Regions from separate parts of the Homo sapiens genome. Here regions 2 and 3 are each linked to region 1. A link is an interaction called in ENCODE POLR2A ChIA-PET data of the cell type or tissue named here. Cell type or tissue: GM12878. All regions are shown on one strand.

Region 1 (4,000 bases):
GGAATTCAAATTTCAGTGTCTATAAATAAAGGGTTTTTTGTTTGTTTGTTGTTTTTATTTTATTTTTTATTTTTATTTTTTTGAGACAGAGTCTTACTCTGTCACCCAGGCTAGGGTGCCGTGGTGCAATCTTGGCTCACTGCAACCTCCACCTCCTGGGTTCAAGTGATTCTCCTGCCTCAGCCTCCCAAGTAGCTGGAATCACACGCCTGGCTGATTTTTTTTGTATTTTTAGTAGAGATGTGGTTTCGCTATGTTGGCCAGGCTAGTCTGGAACTCCTGACCTCAGGTCTGCCTGCCTTGGCCTCCCAAAGTGCTGGGATTACAGACGTGAGCCACCATGCCTGGCTGTTGTTGTTTTTGTTTTGTTTTTTTCAGATAGAGTCTTGGTTTGTTTCCCAGGCTGGAGTGCAGTGGTGTGATCAGTGGTGTGATCATGGCTCACTGCAGGCTCAAGTGATCCTCCCAGTTCAGTCTCCCAAGTAGCTGGGACTACAGGCACACACCACCATGCCCAACTAATTTTTTTTGTTTTAATTTTTTTTTTGTAGAGATGGGGTCTCACTATGTTTTACAGGCTGGTTTCAAACTCCTAGGCTCTAGCAATCGTCCTGCCTCAGCCTCACAAAGTTCTGCGATTACAAGTGTGAGCCATCACACCTGGTCCATAAATAAAGTATTGTTTTGTTTTTTTTTTTCTGTAACCTATTAGAAGTGACACGTTTTGTTTTGTTTTGTTTTGTTTTTTGACACAGGGTCTCACTCTGTTGCCCAGGCTGGAGTGCAGTGGCGTGATCACAGCTCCCTGCAGCCTCCACCTCCCAGGCTCAAGTAATCCTCCCACCTCAACCTCCCAAGTAGCTGAGACTACAGGCATGTGCCACCCCATCTGGCTAATTTTGTATTTTTTGTGGTGACAAGGTATTGCCATATTGCTCAGGCTGGTCTCAAGCTCCTGGGCTCAAGTGATCCGCCCACTTCAGCCTGCCAAAGTGCTAGGACTATAGGCGTGAACCACTACACCTGGCCTATAATATTTTCTTACGGAAATGAGATCTCACTGTGTTGCTCAGGCTTGTCTTCAACTCCTGGGCTCAAGCAATCCTCCTGCCTCGGCCTCCCAAGATGCTGGGATTACAGGCGTAAGGCACTGGGCCTGGACCCATAAATAAAGTTTTATTGGAAGACAGTCATTCTCATTTAATGTATTTTGTTCACATTTGCCCTACAGTGGCAGAGTTGAGAAGCTGTAACAGAGACCATGTGGCCTGCAAGGCCCAAAATATTTGTTATCTGGTCTTTTGTTGAAAAAGTTTAGCCAGGCATGGTGGTGGGCGCCTGTAATCCCAGCTACTCGGGAGTCTGAGGCAGGAGAATCGCTTGAACCCGGGAGGTAGAGGTTGCAGTGAGCCGAGATAGTGCCACTGCGCTCCAGCCTGGGCAACAGAGTGAGACTCCATCTCAGGAAAAAAAAAATTATTAAAAAAAAAAATGTTTACCAATCTCATGCCTCGTATAGCCACCGTGCCTGGCCAAGGGTCTGAATGTTTAATTTTATTTAATTTAAATTTAAATAGCCATATGTTAACTAGTGGCTTATGGTATTGACAGCACAGGGGCTAGATCTTTAAAATATATATACACAGACATGCATATATATATGTGTGTGTGTGTGTCTGTGTGTATATACTCTGAGATGGAAAGAAGAGTAATTGTGTGGGAGTATGAAGAGGGTGGGTAAGTAGCTGACATCTAAACAGACCCATGGTGACTTCTGTGTACTCTGGCCCCTGTTACCCAGGAGAACATTCGGCCCTACTTCAAACTCTGTGGTTGAGCCCTTTGCTTTGGTCTGTGGGCTGCAGTTTTCTCATTATCAGAGTAATAGGCTATGGTTTTGCTTAGCAGGAAGTTAGTCTGCCTGTGGTAGCTCCGCTGAGAACCTGCCCCAGCTATTCTTCATCCTCATCTGATTGCAGATCCCAGCTGTGGGCTTTTATCCTTTTCACTAAAGGGAAGGGGCTCTCCATTAATCTTCTTTCATGGAAATGGTAACCTTGGTAGTTACTCTTGGTTTTTCCTGTGTGATTTTGATGTAGAAAAGTATGTGTGTGAACTGTGAAATATCTAATTTTAGATATTTGCACTAGAAAAGTAAGGTGGCATTCAGCTATTGGTTTTTCTTTCTCATATGCTATAATTAATGCCCCTTCACCTTCAGTCTTGCCCCAGGCAGTACTCACCTAGAGGAGAGATGGGGCACAGTAACAACCAAGCTTTCTCCACTGTTTAGCCAGTTGCATACTAGCTTGAATCCCGAAGAAATAGCTCTACCAATAGCACAGTCATAAAGAGCCTAGCAGCCATTGTCTGACACCACAAATCTTCATAGCAACAGACCACCACATGGCAACAGCAGCCACACAAAGGAAACATTAGGGAAATCAGTACCTACTTTCTCCCACCCCTCCCCCACCAAAAACAACAGCCAACACATTCCCACCTAGCAGCTTACTCCCAGAGGATACTTTAGGGCAGTGACGTGTTTATATACCTTTGTGGATTGTGTTATATGTCCACTGTCATACATTTAAATCCTGAAGACCTTGGGAAAAATTTCAGTCACCGGCTTTTTTGAGTTTCATTTTGCAAATGGCAAAATAGACTAATCTCCAGGGGAGAAAGAGAGTCTCCCTTTGTGCATGCTCACACACCTCCTCCCTCCCCCAAGCAAAGCACAGTCAGGCAGTATATATAGGTGACTAGGCTGTGAGCTTGCCAGATAGGTAAGGTTGTTTGCAAATGAGATTCTTTTTATATTTCAGTAACAAAACCCAGACCTATTTTGTTATCAAAATCATCCTGATACTTAGGAATTTAGTTGAGTGATACCTAGGCAATAAATATCTTACTGGTATTGCCTGGGATTAATCATTAGCCCTAACTAACTTAGCTTTGAAGTGTGATTCAAAGGGGAAAAAGTCCTATTTGAGAGCCTTGGTGTTTTCTTGCTCTGTTAATAAGGTCGTTTGACTATCTGGGCCTTAATTTCCTTATTTGTAAAATGAGGAGGTTGGACTACATGATCTCTATGATCCTTCTAGCTCTGATATTTACAACTCTGTAATCATTTATGTGGAATAGAAGAGGGACTTGTCTTTGTTAGTCATTGGTTGTGATGAAATCTGCTGGAAGATGTTGAGCCCTCTGGTCTTAGTGCTTACACTGCTAAAAACAGGTCCTGGCCCTGCCCTATTTGATAAAGCTGCTGTAACAATGATAGGCAGAAGCTATTAACAAAGTTGGCAACTAGCCTTTTCTCCCACAGCAGTAGTTTCAGACTAGTTCAAGCAGAGCTTTGCTCCCAAGCTATTGCTACTGAGGCTGCTGCTGCCTCTTAATGATACCGGTGAGAACTAACTCCATTTCTCTCTTTAACTCGCTCTCTCTCTCTCTGACTACTCTGAAACAAGGGGCTGTTCTCCACCTCTTCTGATACCTCATTATTCCATCTCCCTCAGGCTTTACAGAACAAAGAAATCACAGGGCATCAACTTTATAATTTAGGCAGCTGGAGATAATTTCACCAGGATAGGGTGGGTAGGTAGCTGATTCCTCCTGGCATTAGGCAGCATTGCTAAGTGGCCTTGTGTTTTGTCTGCCAGGCTTAAGCTTTGTTAGGCCCATTCAGGCTTCTCTGTATTTCAATTAAATTATAGTGGTAAACCAAGCCCATGTACTTTCAAAGGGGTAGGGGTTAGGAAAAACAAGAAAAGTATGTCATTTATAGGCCCTGCTACTCACTAATTGCTCAAGAAATTTTTGTTTAATCTACTATCCCTGTGCTTACTCCTGCCAGATCCTTTATTTCCTTTAGTTGCTGCCTTCACGGCCTTCTCCATAGCAACAAGCTATATGACAAAAAGGCTATGGTGAGAAATTGAGCAGTCACCCCTCCCCGAAGTTGTACTCTGTTTTCTCCTTAGGGTATCTAAAAGCA
Region 2 (4,000 bases), 230 kb before region 1:
CGCCCAGCTAATTTTTTGTATTTTTAGTAGAGACAGGGTTTCACCATATTGGTCAAGCTGGTCTCAGAACTCCTGACCTCAGGTGATCCAACCATCTCAGCCTCCCAAAGTGCTGGGATTACAGGTGTGAGCCACCGTGCCTGGTGGGACCCTTAATTTTTTCATATGCTCAGAATAAGCTGATAGACAATGGATGACCTGAAAAATGTAGTGTCTACCAATAAAAATGTCCATTAAATGGCAGTAAATCTCCTCCCATATGGAGCTTTCTCTTTAGAGCAAGCTCTTATAGCTGCTGGCAGGAACTCTGTGTGTCATTGAGGCAACTGCTAGGAAGTATTGTACAGTGTTTTCTCCTAGGTCCCTTGAAGTAATGTAAAGCAGATTGGCCTTGAAGTTTGTTTGTTTGTTTGTTTTTTGAGATGGAGTCTCACTCTCTTGCCCAGCCTGGAGTGCAGTGGCTCACTGCAACTTCCGCCTCCTGGGTTCAAGTTCAAGTGATTCTCCTGCCTTAGCCTCTTGAGTAGCTGGGATTACAGGTGCCCACTACCACGCCCAGCTAATTTTTGTATTTTTAGTAGAGACAGGGTTTCTCTATATTGACCACGCTCAATTGAACTCCTGACCTCAGGTGATCTACCTGCCTCGGCCTCCCAAAGTGCTGGGATTACAGGCATGAGCCACTGCGCCTGGCCCTTGTTTGTTTTTTAGACAGAGTCTCAGGCCAGGCATGCTGGCTTATGTCTGTAATCCCAGCACTTTGGAAGGCTGAGTTGGGAGGATGACTTGAGCCCGGGAGGTGGAGGTTGCAGTGAGCAGAGATGGTGCCACCGCACTCCAGTCTGGGTGACAAAGCCACACCCTGCTCAAAAAAAAAAAAAGAAAGAAAAAAAGAAAAAATAACGTACTCTCAAAGATAAATATTTCTCACTGTTGAGAATACTAGATAAAACATATGTGACTTTACCATAAAAAGCAACCCAGTTCTAATCATGAAGCCCAAATCTGACAAGAGAAGTTAATTATAAGAAGATGTCTTATTAGAAAGAACCAGAAGCCAGGTATGGTGGCTGATGCCTATAATCCCATTGCTTTCGGAGGCTGAGGAGGGAAGACTGCTTGAGCCCAGGAGTTCAGGACCAGCCTGGGCAACATGGCAAAACCCCATATCTACAAAGAAGTCCCAGCTCCTAAGTAGCTGGAACTATAGGCACACACCACCACGCCAGGCTAATTTTTGCATTTTTTTGTTGAAATGGGGTTTGGCCATGTTGCCCAGGCTGGTCTCGAATTCCTGCACTCAAGCAATCTGCCCACCTCAGCCTCCCAAAGTGCTGGGATTACAGTCATAAGCCACTGTGCCCAGCCTTTTTTTTTTTTTTTTCTAAACCATTAAGTCATTCAGGGACATGTGCAGTGATATAAGTTTTTTGTTTGGGTCATAAAAAAGAAATGGAAAGAGATCTGGAGAAAACTCATTTGCATTTTTATATTTTGGTGTGTTTGGATTAAAAAACACCAATAGTCTCATTATTTTATCATCATCTAATGTGTAATTTCAGGTTACTTTTAGATATATCAAGAAAGCAATATAATTTAACTGTTGGATCACATGTCTTACTCTTACTATTTTACAGGTGTGTACTCATGAGGAACAAGATATTTTACAGCGTGACTCAAACAAGAGCCAGAAACTGCTAAAGAAACTCATGTCAGGTAGACAGCAGTCTTGTAATTGGATCACTGGGATGATGGGTACCTTGTTGCGTCTGTGGTTGTTTCTCTTTTCTGTATCCTGGAGTGCAAGATGCAGTTTATTCACTCATTCTCAGTTTTTTTGGGGGGTTTTTTTTGTTTTGTTTTGTTTTGTTTTGATGTGGAGTCTCACTCTTATCACCCAGGCTGGAGAGCAGTGACGCGATCTTGGCTTACTGCAACCTCCGCCTCCTGGGTTCAAGTGATTCTCCTGCCTCAAACTCCCTAGTAGCTGGGATTGCAGGCGTGTGCCACCACGCGTAGCTAATATTTACTTTTTTTTTTTTTTTTGAGATGGAGTCTCGCTCTGTCACCCAGGCTGGAGTGTAGTGGCGCTGATCTCGGCTCACTACAACCTCTGCCTTCTGGGTTCAAGCAATTCTCCTGCCTCAGCCTGCCAAGTAGCTGGGACTACAGGCACATGCCACCATGCCTGGCTAATGTTTTGTATTTTTTAGTAGAGATGGGGTTTCACCATGTTAGCCAGGATGGTCTTGATCTCCTGACCTCATGATCTGCCCACCTTGGCCTCCCAAAGTGCTGAGATTACAGGCATAAGCCACCACGCCCAGCCAATATTTACATTTTTTTAGTAGGGGTGGGGTTTTGCCATGTTGGCCAGGCTGGTCTTGAACTCATGACCTCAAGTGATCTGCCTGCCTCGGCCTCCCAAAGCACTGGGATTACAGATGTGACCCACTGTGCCTGGCCTATTCACTCATTCTATAAGCATCTATTTTTTAGAAAAATTATTAAGACTACATAACATTGAACAGCAAAATAAATAATAGTATTACATTATAATCTAAATAAAATTAATATCCATGTGACCATACTTGTATAAATAACTGAATAAGTTAATAAAATGGAGAAAGGACAACTTCTTATAAAAGAATTCCAGTTAATAAAGTACAAGAAATGAAAATACTAGAAAATCACAATTAGAACACTACAGTAGTAACTGCCACAAGCACGATCCACCAATGGATACTGAAATTATTGGTTGAAAGTTTAAGAACAAGAGATTTACAATGTCATGAAAGACAAGAAAAGATTGAAGAAACGTCACAGATCAGAGTAGATTAAGGATATATATGACGACTAATTGCAGTATAGATCCAGTATTAGATCCTAGAATAGAAAAATGACATTAATGGGAAAAAAATGTTAAAATCCAAATAGTCTGTCTATAGTATTATACCAATATTAATTTCTTAGTTTTGATAATTGTACTATGGTTTTGTAAGATAAGATGGTAACATTAAAGGAAGCTATGTGAAGGTTATATAGGAACTCTACTTATTTTCTAATTATTTTGCATGCCTTTTATGCTTGAAACACACCTGACAAAAATGGTTAAGGACATTTTTTTTTTTTTTGAGACGGAGTTTCACTCTTTTTGCCCAGGCTGGAGTGCAATGGTGTGATCTCGGCTCACCGCAGCCTTCGCCTCCCAGGTTCAAGCGATTCTTCTGCCTCAGCCTCCCCAGTAGGTGGGATTACAGGCATGCGTCACCACCCTGACTAATTTTGTATTTTTAGTAGAGACAGGGTTTCTCCATGTTGGTCAGGCTGGTCTTGAGCTCCCGACCTCAGGTGTTCCACCCACCTCAGCCTCCCAAAGTGCTGGGATTAAGGTGTGAGCCACCGCGCCCGGCCAACATTTTTTTTTTTTTTTCTGAGACGGAGTTTTGCTCTTGTTGCCCAGGCTGGAGTGCAATGGCGCGATCTCAGCTCACTGCAACCTCCGCCACTTGGGTTCAAGTGATTCTCCTGCTTCAGCCTCTCAAGTAGCTGGGATTACAAGCGCATGCCACCTTGTCCAGCTAATTTTTTTGTATTTTTAGTAGAGATGGGGTTCTCCCATGTTGACTAGGCTGGTCTCGAACTCCTGACCTCAGATGATCTGCCCACCTCAACCTCCCAAAGTGCTGAGATTACAGGCGTGAGCCACCGCACTTGGTCAGTTAAGGACATTATTTTTATTTATTTATTATTTATTTAGTTAGTTAGTTTTGAGATGGAGTCTCGCTCTGTCGCCCAGGCTGGAGTGTGGTGGCGTGATCTCGGCTCGCTGCAAGCTCCATCTCCCAGGTTCATGCCATTCTCCTGCCTCAGCCTCCTGAGTAGTTGAGACTGGCGACGCCCGCCACCATGCCCGGCTAATTTTTTTGTATTTTTTTAGTATAGACGGTGTTTCACTGTGTTAGCCAAGATGGTCTCGATCTCCTGACCTTGTGATCCA
Region 3 (4,000 bases), 550 kb after region 1:
ACACTAAAAATAGTTAAGTCTTGTAAATTTTATATGTATCTTACCACAATAAAAAAATTGAAGGAGCCAGGTGTGATGGCTCACGCCTGTAATCCCAGCACTTTGGGAGGTTGAGGTGGGTGGATCACTTGAGGTTAGGAGTTTAAGACCAGCCTGGCCAACATGGTGAAACCCTGTCTCTACTAAAGATACAAAAAGTAGCCAGGCGTGGTGACAGGTGCCTGTAATCCCAGCTACTTGGGAAGCTGAGGCAGGGGAATCACTTGAACGAGGCAGAGGTTGCAGTGAGCCGAGATTGCGCCACTGTACTCCAGCCTGTGCAACGGAGCGAGGCTCTGTCGCAAAATAAATAAATAAATAAATAAATAAATAAATAAATAAATAAATAAAGATAGTATCAATCCCAAAAGTAGGCTTAGAAAAAGTAATTGAGGGGGCCAGGTGCAGTGACTCATGCCAGTAATCCCAGCACTTTGGGAGGCCCAGGGGGGCAGATCATAAGGTCAGGAGATCGAGACCATCCTGGCTAATACGGTGCAACCCCATCTCTACTAAAAATACAAAAAATTAGCTGGGCATGGTGACACGCGCCTGTAGTCTCAGCTACCCGGGATGCTGAGGCAGAAGAATCGCTTGAACCCAGGAAGCAGAGGTTGCAGTGAACCGAGATGGCACCACTGCACTCCAGCTTAAGCAACAGAGTCTCCGTCTCAAAAAAAAAAAAAAAGAAAGAAAGAAAGAAAAAGAAAAAGTAATTGAGGGAGAGTGACAGATGCAATCAATCAAAATGACCATTCACCAATCATAAAATCCTCATAAAAATGATAAAGCTCTGTAGCAAAGTAATTGGGATTTCTAACACTTTTTGTGCCATGAACCCCTTAAGCAGTCTGGTGAAGCCTCTGAATAGATCTTCTCAGAATAATATTTTTAAATGTATAAAATAAAATACATAACAAAGGAAACAAATTATAATGAAGTAGTTATCAAAAAATTTTTAAAATATGCCTCTTTATTAACAAGCAAAATTAAATAAGATCTAACAGCTTTTTAAATAATTACTATGATTTCAAAGTAGCAAAAAGTATGGACAATATTCTGAAATATCAGCAACTATAATGTGATATGAAAATATTTCTGATTTTGATTGATGACAAATCCACAGACACTTCTAAGACTACTGTGGATGTGTTGCCCACATTCATAGGCCAAGGAAACGTTGTGTTTCAGTTAGAGCTTAGTGAAAATAAAGTTCACAGAATCTCTGAATTCTATTCAAGGACCCTTTGGAGGCCTGTAAACCCCAGGTGAAGCTCTGAAAGCCAAAAAAGAGAAGTGTTTCTGTAAAGTATATTTCACCAGATTACCTGGCAGCAACCAGAAAAGACAATTTAAGTTTCACTATTTACAGAACTTTATCATACAGACAAAGCTTTCTAAATTTCAGAACAACTGTTTTTAAAAAGAAATACTAGTCCGGGTGCGGTGGCTCAAGCCTGTAATCCTAGCACTTTGGGAGGCCAAGGCGGGTGATCTCCTGGGGTCCAGGAGTTGGAGTCCAGCCTGACGAACATGGCAAAATCCCGTCTCTACTAAAAATATAAAAATTAGTGGGGCGTGGTGGCGCGCGCCTGTAACCCCAGCTTACTCAGGAGGCTGAGGCAGAAGAATTGCTTGAACCCAGGAGACGGAGGTTGCAGTGAGCCGAGATCGCGCTACTGCACTCCAGCCCGGGCAACTTAGCAGATTCCATCAAGACAGACACACAAAAAGAGGCCAGGCGCGGTGGCTCACGCCTGTAATCCCAGCACTTTGGGAGGCCGAGGCGGACGGATCACAAGATCAGGAGATCGAGACCATCCTGGCTAACACGGTGAAACCCCGTCTCTACTAAAAATACAAAAATTAGCCAGGCGTGGTGGCGGGCGCCTGCAGTCCCAGCTACTCGGGAGGCTGAGGCAGGAGAATGGCGTGAACCCAGGAGGCGGAGTTTGCAGTAAACTGAGATCTGGCCACTGCACTCCAGCCTGAGCGACAGAGCGAGACTCTGTCTCAAAAAAAAAAAAAAAAAAAAAAGAAAGAAAATAAGACAGACAGAAAGACAGATAGTAGATGGAAAGAAAGACAGAAAGGAAAGAAAGACAGGAAGGAAGGAAAGGAAGGAAGGAAGGAAGGAGAAAAGAAAAGAAAAAGAAAGAAAACAGTCGTTTTGAAAAGAAAAAAAAATAACTGCCTATCTCCTATGATTCAAAAATGTTCACGGACTCTTGGCTACAAGAGATCAGTAACACTTTCAAAGAAGCCGTCCCTGACCAAAGGGAACACACACATACTTCATCCACCCACTGGAAACTGTATTATTCTTTGTCTACTCCACTAGATTTAAACATGAGGGTGAGGACTTATTCACCACTCTACCTCCAGCACTAAAAGAAGGCCTGACACACAGTGGACCCTTGACAAATATTAATATATATCAGATAAATGGATTAAAATATGTCACTTTAAAGTGTTTGCAAATCGAATTCCTGGAATCGGGACATCTACTGGTTGAGGCTTAACATCGATTTAGGATTAAATTTACTCCCTTACATTTATATATCATTTTACAAAATGCTTCTGCCCACGTTACCTCATTCAATCCTTCCTTCTGTAGTAAAGAAACTGGAAGATATATTTAGTAAACAATAAGGATTTTATAATTGGCTTAGAAGTTAGATAAAAGGGGCCTTTTTAAAAATCCATCCAAGGGTCATAAACCGATAAGCCAAAATAAAACGAATTTGTCTAGAAGTCAGTCATTATAACAGGATCTAGCCTCGTGGTCTGACTTCCACAGATTTGAGGAAGAGAAAAAAAGTTTATTTTCCAGACTCTCTTGGCTGGGGCGCCATTCTTTCACAGCTTCAGATAAACAGAAAGAAAAGGTAAACAACATGCGCCACTCTTAGGAAACTACCTCCCGGTCAAGTTGGGAAAGCCAGCAAAGGACTGCTGAAACACCCAAGTACTTCCGAACCAACTCCTGCGGGACTTCTCCCCATCTCTCCCGCCGCTGTCCTGCGGGCCCCGGGGCTTGCCTGACGCCGGGAAGTATTGTGAACCTTGTTTATGTCCCAGTGTCAGGGCCGCACAGTGATAGTAACATCTCGGGTATCGCGCGGCTTGCGTCCGGGACGGCCAGCTGGGTGCCCCGAGTCCTGGGGGACCCTAGTAGGGACAGATCCTCAGCCGAGCCCCTCCTGGAGCCCCCAACGGGCCCGAGGGGGATCCCGGCCAGGCTGCGGAAGAAGAGCCGCAGCCATGGCAGGCGGCGGTCCCCGGCAGGGCTGAGTGGGATCTGGAGACATTTTTTAATAACAGGAGCATTTTGTGCCTTTCAGGGTTTCTACAAAGTGGCCGCATTCCGGCCCCAAAGTCAGCAGGCCTGAAAGCGTGCAGGCAGGCGCGTGGGAAGGAGTTTACTTCCAATTTGAGCAACGGCTGCTCCAGAGGTTGGCAGAGCCCCATTCCACGGGGAAAGTGGTGGGTGCCGGGCGAAGCGCCGCGCATTCCCTCACACTCCCCGGGTGCAGCAGGCCTCGTGCCCTCCCCGGGGCCCCCAACCATTGGCCAGTCCACCCCCCCCCCGACAGGCTGAGGGCTCAGGAGTGGCACTATTTCGTTACCTCTCTGCGCGGAGGCGAGTGAGGAGGTGATGAGCCGGACGGCCGCCGCGCCGCAAGTACAAGCACCGCAGCTGGGCATCTCCGCGAGGCCTAGGCCGGGGCTTCGCCCCCTGAGGACCTCCGGGTCACAGCGGCGTGAATCCTGCCCGCAAGGCGCGCTGACTCGGTTCCGAACCCTTTCGCGGGCCCTAGACCCCGTGGAGAGTTCACCTGCCCGGCAGCCAGGCCTTCACGCTTCTCTGCCCCACAGCCGTCTATTCACCAGAGTAGACACCCAACCCCCCCCTCCCTTCCCCTCCTTCTCCTTCTACCCCCACCCCCAGCCTACTGGG

What was found. ChIA-PET counts read pairs that join two places held together with the same protein. Peaks named below come from ENCODE experiments on the same cell type or tissue, not always from the same donor. Only the 100,000 strongest peaks of a DNase experiment are listed, where the experiment ranks them.
Region 2: POLR2A ChIA-PET joins it to region 1 with 5 read pairs; 2 of 35 experiments call an interaction of 5 or more read pairs at or near these places.
Region 3: POLR2A ChIA-PET joins it to region 1 with 6 read pairs; 1 of 35 experiments calls an interaction of 5 or more read pairs at or near these places.

Annotation. Positions count from the first base shown.
Region 1 is chr15:64,632,418-64,636,417 of GRCh38, forward strand. All of the region lies in intron 3 of ZNF609 (zinc finger protein 609), which reads left to right. It also overlaps a transcript of LOC101930091 not described here. Among named protein-coding and RNA genes, the nearest start is that of OAZ2, 69 kb to the right of the region's middle. In GM12878, no CTCF peak of the experiment used is centred here; DNase peaks (open chromatin) are centred at 1,874, 2,404 and 3,324; H3K4me3 peaks cover 1,071 bases; H3K27ac peaks cover 3,755 bases.
Region 2 is chr15:64,399,106-64,403,105 of GRCh38, forward strand. TRIP4 (thyroid hormone receptor interactor 4) reads left to right here. Exons shown (of 13, transcript NM_016213.5): 5 at 1,638-1,716. Among named protein-coding and RNA genes, the nearest start is that of TRIP4, 13 kb to the left of the region's middle. In GM12878, no CTCF peak of the experiment used is centred here; no DNase peak of the experiment used is centred here.
Region 3 is chr15:65,181,407-65,185,406 of GRCh38, forward strand. It overlaps CLPX (caseinolytic mitochondrial matrix peptidase chaperone subunit X), which reads right to left and starts at 3,936. Exons shown (of 14, transcript NM_006660.5): 1 at 3,669-3,936. The coding sequence starts at 3,747. RefSeq lists an enhancer at 3,569-4,000 and a silencer at 3,875-4,000. In GM12878, no CTCF peak of the experiment used is centred here; no DNase peak of the experiment used is centred here; H3K4me3 peaks cover 3,316 bases; H3K27ac peaks cover 2,819 bases.